Regions from separate parts of the Homo sapiens genome. Here region 1 is linked to region 2. Evidence: chromatin contacts called from ENCODE Hi-C or POLR2A ChIA-PET data. All regions are on one chromosome and are shown on one strand. Each heading gives the region's core, a stretch centred on a gene start or an enhancer-like site at or near the end of the contact. The rest is flanking DNA. Distances are from core to core; before and after follow the strand shown.

Region 1 (4,909 bases), core at 680-3,179, 170 kb after region 2:
CCATCATTTAGTTTGTGATAATATGGTGCTAGTGATGATCAGTTTAAGAGGTTTTGTTTGCAAACATTACATCTCACTTTGCTGAATTGGGGCTATTCTCCTTCTTCGCTCCCATCAAAATGTCAAACCACTACTTGCTATAGGCTTGCTTTCATTTATTAGAAAAATGAAAACTCAGCCACTTTATTATAACCCTCCTTGCCTCTGTTTTTAAAAAGAAAAGACAGACATAAAACAAGGAAAGCAAACTCTTTATCCTTAACTAGCGTCCATACTTTGAGGTGAGCAATGGGCCAGGAAGAAGAGAAGAAAAAAGGTGGAAAAGAGTAAAAAGATACCTGTTGTTAGGGACCCAATACAGAATTTGGAACCCTACCAAGATCTAGTTTGTGTCAGACATATCACTTATTTCCACCATTATTTTTACCCCTTTCAAACATTATGTAATTGGGTACCAACTCATATATCTTTAATAAAAAATATTAATAAACCAACTCTTCAGAACCCTTTACGTGCCTATTTTAAGTGAAATATTGTGCCTGGTGCTAAATAATCTAGGAGAAATATACAATTCCATGCTTGCCTTCAAGAAGGTTACTGTCTAGCTGTGGCAATGAGAGACTACCAGCAGTGTAGGGAGTCCCAAAAGGAGTGAAATAGTCATTCAGGACAGAAAGATTCAACGTTGAGCTGAGGATCTGAAAAACTGAGCTCTATTTCATCTTTACCATTTCTTTGCTATGTCCTTGGACAAGTCATCATCCTTCAAGTCTCCTGCTTCCTCCTTCCCACTCTCTCCCTTGATTGAGAGAAAAGAGAGAGAGAGAAGAGGAGAGGTGAAAAAGAAGAAAAAGAAGAAAAGAAAAAAAGAGGTCAAAGATTGTAAGATGTAAGACAATATTTGAAATGATCACTAATGAGTTCTGTTGTGATGCCCAAATTGAAGTCTCAGTTAGCTGTGACCCGCTGAACTGCCATTCATTTCGCAAAGACATCGGGGTCCAAATTTTCCCGAAGTCAATAGCAGGTGAGGGCTCAGAACCAAATCTATCCTGATACAGTTTTTTTTTCTGCACTGAATAATACATCTTTCAAAATGATTATTGTGACTCACAGAAATAGCTTAAAATATATTCTTGATACGGTTTACAGAGTGAGAAATATTTCTTTAAAGAAATTAAATATCTTTGTATATGTGAGGATGATGGGGAAGGAGTAATTCTACTTACTAGAGAGCAAGGTAAGCAATCAATTCCTTAGGCTCTAGAAGGCTATATATTCTGAAACTGTTGAAATACAATTCTCCTTGGCAGATACGAACCATTAAGCCATTATTGGTAACAGCAGGGGTTAATCACAGATACAAGTTGAGTGCAGGTAGCAGGAGAGTGATGGGAGCCAGATAGATGCTCCTGAAGACCGGGAAGAGGCTCGCAGAAGTGAAAAGGTGCAAAACACTTGCTCAGTTCACCATACTGTCCAGAGCCATACCTAAGGTAAGCAACGCTTCCCGCATCCTCAGACTCCAGGCGTCCAAATTCGCACGCTTGCAGGCATTCTATTGATTCACACTTGAGTCCTTCAACAGGTAGCGCCAATTACATCCCCCAGAGCACGACCCCCAGCATACTGGCCAATACCGCTGTCAATCAAATACCTCACCTACTTCTCTAAATTCCCCCCTCCCACTGTCATTGGCTTTACCTTCGGCCTATCCACAGATTTCTTCTGCCCTGGAGACCACAGAACTTACCCTATCGAATCTAGGATTGGCGCCGAAGCTACTCCCGCCCTTTGACGTCCCCGGGCACCCCGCCCCCTTCACCTCCCAGCTTTGCCGGGGAAGAAGCAGGGCGGGGCAAGCTAGGGGCCGGCCCGGGGGCGGGGCCTGCCTCCCACGGCGGGAGGGCGGAGCCTGCTCTGGAGCCTGACTGCTCGGTTAGGACCTCGGAGAGCGCCAGGCGCCGCGACCAGAGGGCCCAGAGAAGCGGCCGGAGCCCGCCTACCTCGGCCCCCTCAGCTTCCCGGGCTGGCAGGCGGCTAGAGGCGTCTGAGGAAGGTGCCTAAGTCCTGGGTCAGATAGTCATCCCTCTGGGACGCCGCCGCCGCTGCCGCCGTCCAGCTGTGGCTCCCTCGCACCTGTGTGTGTCTGTGTGAGTGTGTGTGTGTGTTTGAGAGAGAGAGAGACAGAGAGAGACAGAGACAGAGAGCGAGCGCACCAGCGCGCGAATGCCCGTGTGAGGGTGTTTGTGTGTGTTCTGGCTGGGAGCGCGAATGCCTCGGCGTGAGGTGTTTGTGTGTTCGCGCGCCCGCGGGCGGGCGAGAGCCCCGCGCCTCAGCGCTGGGCCTGGGGGAGGGACAGCGGGAGCGGCGGCTCTGCGCGCCCAGCAGGCTGAGGCGGGACTCGGGCCGCAGCCGTCGCCGCCACCGCTTCACGTCCCCCGAGAGCGGCTGCCGTGCAGCGGGGAGAGCGGACGGCGGGCGGGCGAACAGGCGGGAGAGCGCGGCGGCGGCTGCGGGCAGAGGTGGAGGGAGGGGAGCAGGAGATGGGGAGAGGGGGGAAAGAGGACGCGGGGAGGGAGATGAGGGGGAGGTGAGGGGGAGGCGGAGGGACAAGTGGAAACAGACGGTGTCGCCGTTCTCCTCCTCCCCCCCTCCCCGGCAGCTGTTGCTGTGGGTCACTCGCAGATGTTTTGGGGTCCGGGCTGCTGGGGGATGGGGACTAGAAAAAGTACCCCCCTCCCCGCCTTTCATAGTGACAAAAAAGGAAGCGTTGAAGCTGATGGGGGAAGAGCCCGGAAGGTGGTGGCAGAGTAAATACCGGCTCCCCCAACGTCGTTTTTCTGAAAATAAAATACTCTGAGCCGAACGTTTCGAAGAAGGAAAGTCCGCCCTTAAGAGAGAGACAGAGTCTTGGTCTGTTGAACTCTGGTTTGATTGTATAATAATGATGATATAATGCTAATGACGATGATGACACTGCCTTTTATTTTTACCCCAGTGCTGATAAAGCGTAGTTACAGCTGGGGATACAGTCCTTGAAAATCTGATGTGTGAGGAGGGAATACTGTTGCTTTTGGAGTTGTGTTATATTTATCTTTTTTTAAAAAGGATATGCTTTTTAGAATTAAAATTTGGCAAAACGAATCCTGACTCTTTTTTTCCAGTCGGTCGTAACCAATGCTCATAAAATGGGGACTGACTTGACTAATGAAAAGAGAAAGGCTTTTACCAAGGTCTAATTGCACGTGTTAAGTCACCTCTTTCCCTTTTTTTCCTTTGTATTTCTCAACAGTGTTTAAAATGAAGAAGTTTAATTTCCGAAAAGTTTTGGATGGCTTAACTGCCTCCTCCCCTGGCAGTGGTAGCAGCAGTGGCAGTAACAGTGGTGGTGGGGCTGGAAGTGGTTCCGTACATCCGGCGGGGACTGCAGGGGTTCTCAGAGAGGAAATTCAGGAAACTTTGACTTCGGAGTATTTCCAGATTTGCAAGGTAAGTTTTGAATTGGCTTAAAGCCTATTATTTCTTTATTATACTGTTGTAAGGAAACAAGGGGGGAAAAACATACCAGGAACAGGAAACTGTTGAGATGTCAGCATCAGAGTCTGCTGCAGAAAGCTCTGTGGGTAGATCAGTTTGGCTTAATAGATATTTTAGGCGTCAACTTAAAAAGCAATGATAGTTTAAGTGGGAAATGAGCACACACAAAAAGTAGAATTTGCAAGATAATGTTAAGATCCAATAGTGGACAAAATTTTTAATATTTGTGTATTATATTAACTGAAGAAGCAAATAGTCGTTTGGTTTTTTGTGTTATCAGAGAAAATATTGTTATTTCACTGTTCAGTATGAAATGAATAAAGCTACTAGCATGTTGCTAGGATTAAGTAGATAATAGGAAAATATGTTCATTTTAAGGGGGCCAATGACATTGCTTTAAAATTCCGAATAAAAACACCTTCACATTCTTAAACTCTTCATAAATACACAAACAGACAAATGCACAGGCTTATAAGAACTTGCAGTTGTAGGAACTCAAAAATAGCGGGTGTTCTGGTTTAGTAAGAAAACATTTTATGTAATTATACTTTGATATTGAACTTCTAATGAATATGCAAAAGAGAGTTTCTGGTAGGTAGAGAAGATGAGAGTTTATAAAACAAGCATTAGGTTAATGCATAGAGATATTGTTATTGCTATATTTGTTATATTTTATGACATAAAGTGATTTATAATTTTATTGCCCTTTTTTGAGTTGTCTTGGAATGTGCCTATTATATGCAACAAAGGCTACTAAGTTATTTATGTCATATAAATGAATATAGTTTTGTAAATGTGTTTGGCTACATAAGAAATAGAAAAATTGCAAAATTACAGAAATTAACAATTTTTAAAAATACTTTCACAAAAGAAAAGTTTTTTGAAATTATTAAAATTATATTTGTGGTAAACAAGTGATATATGTATAATGAGGTATATTTCAATCACTGTCTCAGCCTATATTCCTAGCAGGGTCATTATAAAAACATTAAATCTATAGTTATTAGTTTACATAAAAGCAAGTTTATTTAGAGTTAATTTAGATAAACAGATTTAATTCTAAGCTACTTTGTGAAATTTGTGTACAGTAATAATTTTTTTCCTCAATAGGAAATAACAGATATTCTGTTCGATGAGGGAAGGTCTTAACAGTGGTTATGAGACAAATGTAAAAGAGTCCTGGAGTTCAAATTTGAACTGCTAGGCAGGGGAATTATGCCCTGATTCTCTAATCTTTGATGTGTTTGCAATTTTCACGATCAGATTCTGAAAATTTTTTCCAAATTCTCTCAATTCATGTATATGACAGTGATACAGGAGAATTTTACCAGAGGTAAAACTGGTATAGGAAAGATAGACTTCTGAAACA
Region 2 (4,995 bases), core at 243-2,742:
GCAACAGTTTGTAATATGAAGGGATTGTTAGATACAATAGAAAATGGAATTATAAAGGACACAAAACACCCACTTAACGTATCATGAAGAAGTCTGTTAGTTCTGGATTGTAAATTCTACTCAGTGATACTCTTGCCAAGTCCCTTTAGGCCACAATTACTTTATCTGTAAAACTGAGTGATTTTATTAAATTAACTTCGGCACCACTTCAAGCTACCTGATAGAAATGAAGTCGACATAAATTGTGATTATGTTCATTAAGTTTCAAAAGGCAACTTTCTTAGGGGAATATTAAATAATGCTCTCTGTAAAATATTTCATAATGCAAATAATCCTCAGGGCAATGTGAAAACATTCTTAACCTATATTTGCTGCCCACAATTTTATTTAGTTTCTATTAAGTTTTCAAGCCTCTCCACCTCCAAGCATCTAGCACAACGTCTTTGCTCACAACACATGCTCTTAGGCCAACTCCAGAGGAGCGCTTCTATAAAATGCAAGGTCAGCATTTATTGAAGTTACTAAGGAGAGCTGAATTGGGGATTATGGAAGAAAAGATAAGGGCAGTGAGGTGGGAGCTGGAAATCCAGACGCCAGCTGTAGTTCTCAAATGTCCCAGGTGTCAAAAGAATTCTTTTTGCATCCACTGAGATTAAAAAAATATATATATATTTAACACTAGGATTAAATTGGGCTCAGCGTTAAATCCTAGCTGCTTCAGAATAAAACTCTTACTTTAATTTCTCTATTGTACAGTCTAGGACATAATAGGTTTTCAATGAAGATCAAACGAGAACCAGGAAATTAAGCTCAGTTAAGAATAAAACAGGACCACTACCCAATATGTCACTGCATAATTATAACTTAGCGTTTAAGTTCGTGGACTCCGCGTTCAAAAGGATTCTGTCATTTACATCTCTCTGCCTCACTACTCTCATCTGTAAAATGGGATAACAGGACTGTCTCAGAATTAAATGAGTTAATACATGCGAAGCGCTTGCCAGTGCACGTTTCTCAGTGCACGTTTCTCAGTGCACGTTTGACTTCCTTAATGAACAAAATCTCTTGAAGGCACGGTCCTACTAACTTCTGTACCCTTAACATAGAACCCCATACAATACTCAATGCCTGCTTTTTTTTTTTTTTTTTTTAATAAAAGAATTGACAATACACTCTAGGCTGGGGTCGCCTGGGAGACCGATGCGGAAAGCCGCGAAGGCAAAAGACCCGGGCTCCGCGACCCCCACCCGCGCGACGACGCCGCCGCCACCGCGTCGTCACACGGAGCAAAGTCCCCTGGGAAGTGTAGTCTTCAGGCCCTGGGAGGGACTTCAGCCACGGGCCGAGGAGCCAGGAAGTTGAGGGAAGGAAGCTAAGGGGAGGGTTACTGGGTAACTCAAAAGTGTCTGGAGCCCCAGAGGTAGGGTAAGCCGCTCACCTGAGTCTCCCAACACCAGTACCTTCACCCGATCCAGGGACGCCATCTTGCCACTGCCTTCCCTGGGTTAACGCCTGTTCCTGGATTGTAAGCCAATCAGAGTTGGGCATGGAGGGCAGAGCCTTCAATTTCATTGGCCACTCGGAGCGTGACTGTCTTGATCGAAGGTTTCACTGAACTCATTGGCTGGTCTGGTAAAAGGTAGCGGGGTGCTTCCCCAGCTGGTCGCAGGAATAGTGCGTTTTCTTTGTCGCGCAAGGGGCGTGGTTCATTTAAGCCGGTAGTTGAAGCGCTGGGGGCAGCTGTAGTGGGAGTGTTCCAGGATTCGCCTTGGTAAACCTTGTTCCCTGTTCCTTGTTCGGAGTTCCCTGGCCGGGCATTGCATTTCATGATTTCTTCTTCCTTTCGCTCCCTCTTAACTATCCTCCCCTAATGAATTACCCTGTTGCCTTGGTCCTCTTGGTCCTCCAAAGAACCATTGACCCCGGAGCGGCCCGTGTGCGACCTCGGGTAGGGCGGGCTTGGCTGCGCCGAGTGTGGCCCTGGACCCAACTGGGAGAGTCCGAGGGAGTTTGGGGTCTCGGAGTCTCGCATTGGGGAGGAGTGCATATCACCGAACGCGTCTCGTGGAGGGCAGCTGGGTCCGGAGGTTTCGCGGTAGTTTGCCGCTGTGTGTGTGAAGGCGTGGAAAGTGCCATGAAATGTGGTAACACAACACCGCAGTTAGATGTGTAGAATCCCAAGTTGTTCTAGAACTGGAGTGGCGATTTACTGAAGTAATCTAACTGGTCTCTTCGCATCCACTTTTCTTGTTTTTTTCTCCACTCTGCAGTCAGTACAATCTTTTAACATCCTGAATTTGATCCACGCACCTCCCGCTTAAAACTGTTTTAAATTTAAGAAGAGAGTGCCCAGTAGCCTGTCCGATTCTACCTTGGAAACAAGAGTGGAGGAAGTGAAGCAGGGGGAAGCTGGCAAGATGAGCCATGTTGGAACAAAACGTGCCTAGGAGACATATGGAAAGTTTTATGGAAGTACTTGTCTGGCTATGCTAGATGCTGGAAATTAATTGGTGAACAAGATGAAGTCTGGTCTTAGAGATAGACATGGAGAAAGTACAAGAAGGGGGAAAGAGCCATGGAACACGTGAAAGGGGATGATTGTATGCTACTTAATGGGGAGTCTGGGAAGGCCTCCATGAGGAAATATCATTTGAGACTTGAAGGATGATTAGGAGAAGGGGGTTTGGGCTTAGCTGTAGGGGCAGAAGGAACAGCATGTGCAAAGCCTTGGGATGCAGGGAAAGCACATGTGGCTCATGGAATTGAGAATATGCTGGTGTGGCTGGTTATGAGGCTGACAGGGTAGACAGAGGGCAGAGGGTGCCTTCTTTTCAACTTTGTTTCTCTGGCTCCGTGCCTGGTGCACAGTAGTCCTTAAATGTTGATATGATTAAAATACACGTGGGTCTGGGCTGGGGTAGGGAGGTGAGGCTGGGATCTGACTCATGGACTATGGAGATCAAAGGAAGAAACAAAGGTCCTAGGAGGTCCCACGCTCAGAAGTCTCCAGAGACCAGCCATACTCCTTCCCTAATAACGCCAGCTGCTATTCGGCTTCAGCTTATTGTTTCCATGTGGGAACATGGGCTCACTTTTTCCTCAGATATTTCCAATTTTGCAAGAGGAGCTGGAAGTTGAAATTTATGTGAACTCTTACAATTTTTAAATGTTGACAACTAATTCAGAAAATTTTTGAAACATTCTTTGGGTGATACAATGCGTGGGGGGCTGCCAGTTTGAGAACTCTTACCTAAGACCTCTAGAGATTGAGTAAGGAGATTCAGCGTGAGTGGGAAGTGATGGAGGAGAGAAGGTAGTGGTCAGGAAGGAGGATTTTAGAATGCAGAGATTTTGAACAAAGTGGCACAGCTTGATTTCATTCCTGAGCTCTAGTTTCATTTGTTCAGCTACCTGCTGGGCATATTCAGAGGAATATCCTATGGTATTTCCTCAAAGACACTTCTAAAAGTGATTTCCTCATTTCTTCCTGCTCCTCGTCAGGGGTCACCTATTTCTCATGGCAGTACTTTTCCTAGCTACGCTGGCTCAAAACAGAGAGCTATTTAAGATTTTTCCTACTCTCATATTCTGTATCCAATATATTTTGTTGGGTCCTTTTGATTTTTTTTTCTGTAATAACTTTCATTCATTCTGTTCTCTTCTTGCAATTTTTTTGCCTTCTTAGTTTAGATTTTATACCCCCAATATTCCACACTGCCTCCACCTTCACTCACTTGAGTCCGTTCCTCATATTGGTATAAGAGTCATTTTTCTAAATAGGGGATTTATTATGAATGCCAGTACTTAATTGAACTCTTATGCCAGCCCTGAAAGCAGAACACTTTGCATTAATTATCTCACTGAGTTCATACATTAACTGTGTGAGCAGGGCACCATTAATCACTTTTTTTTTTTTTGAGGGTCCTGTCCTGTCACCGAGGCTGGTGTGCAGTGGCTCAATCATGGCTCATTGCAGCCTTGACCTCCTGGCTCAATTGATCCACCTCAGCTGGTACTACAGGTGCATGGCACCATACCTGGCTAAGTTTTAAAATTTTTGTAGAGATGGGGTCTTACTATGTTTCCTAGGCTTGTCTTCAACTTCTGGGCTCTGACAGTCCCCCAACCTTGGCCTCCCAAAGTGTTGCAATTACAGGTATTAGCCACTGTAGCCACTGCACTTGGCTTAATCACTTTTTATATATGAAGAAACTGAGTCTGAGAATTTTCTGAGGTCAGGGGGCCTAAGAAATACTGGAACTGAGATTTAAACCCCAAAACTGTTGGATTGTAAAGTCCTCATATCACTCCCTTATTTTAGTCTTCACAGCTCCCTAGGGTGTTTTAGGCAAAGGAAACAGGCTGAGCAATAAGTGGCACAGGGACCTCTCCATGCAGGATGAGCATTGGCAGGATATATAATAGGGACTTTTGCTGCATAGTAGAGTCACCTAAAGAGCTTTAAAAATTTGTGTGATGCCTAATCTGGCTGCCCCAGACCACCTGAGACAAAACCTTTAGGAGTGGGGCCCAGGATCAGTATTCTTAAAACGTTCCCTAGATGATTCTGCCTTACAACCAGGCTTGAGAACTATTAGTCTGGGGCATGGCATGTATGGGGCAGGGAAGGAGAATACAATAGTAGGAAATAATCCTGGAAACAGGTTATGTTGACATTTTTCTGCTGTTCTTTGTTGAATGTTTCTGAAGCCATATGTTGTGTTCTGACAACTGTTGAGGATGTAAAACAACAAAAAATGAAAACGGGGTTCAAGTACAATGTATAGACCAAACCGAAAAGGAGAGAAAAGTGTGTCCAGTAGTATGCTGTGGTACTACTTTGGTGTCGAGCCCAGGTACTTCCCAGGCATCCTTAAGCCCTGGGGTAGCAGGAAGGCTCTAAGTTCACAGATTTGGATCTAGGTGCTACTTTGTTATATCTTACAATATGTAGTCATACCTGAGTATTTATAACCTAAAGTACGTATTTTCTTT

The links. Hi-C counts contacts between places; a loop is a spot of excess contacts on that map. ChIA-PET counts read pairs that join two places held with the same protein, here RNA polymerase II (POLR2A). Pooled maps may share reads with other maps.
Region 1: a map of endothelial cell of umbilical vein shows a loop between it and region 2 (7-fold over the local background). The contact joins the promoter of STXBP5L here to the promoter of RABL3 in region 2. A Hi-C loop is called at or near these places in 5 of 168 maps with a recorded cell type or tissue (OCI-LY7, endothelial cell of umbilical vein, posterior cingulate gyrus and 2 more) and 13 of 50 pooled maps. POLR2A ChIA-PET finds 5 or more read pairs at or near these places in 3 of 52 experiments (all WTC11).

Annotation. Positions count from the first base shown.
Region 1 is chr3:120,906,276-120,911,184 of GRCh38, forward strand. STXBP5L (syntaxin binding protein 5L) reads left to right here and starts at 1,930. Exons shown (of 27, transcript NM_001308330.2): 1 at 1,930-2,059; 2 at 3,296-3,492. The coding sequence starts at 3,304. LOC105374069 (a long non-coding RNA gene) reads right to left here and starts at 1,818. Exons shown (of 6, transcript XR_924399.4): 1 at 1,754-1,818. RefSeq lists a silencer at 1,762-2,001.
Region 2 is chr3:120,741,024-120,746,018 of GRCh38, forward strand. RABL3 (RAB, member of RAS oncogene family like 3) reads right to left here and starts at 1,493. Exons shown (of 8, transcript NM_173825.5): 1 at 1,439-1,493. The coding sequence starts at 1,484. GTF2E1 (general transcription factor IIE subunit 1) reads left to right here and starts at 1,721. Exons shown (of 5, transcript NM_005513.3): 1 at 1,721-1,771. RefSeq lists enhancers at 754-1,392, 1,224-1,513, 1,393-2,031, 1,479-1,773, 1,654-1,773.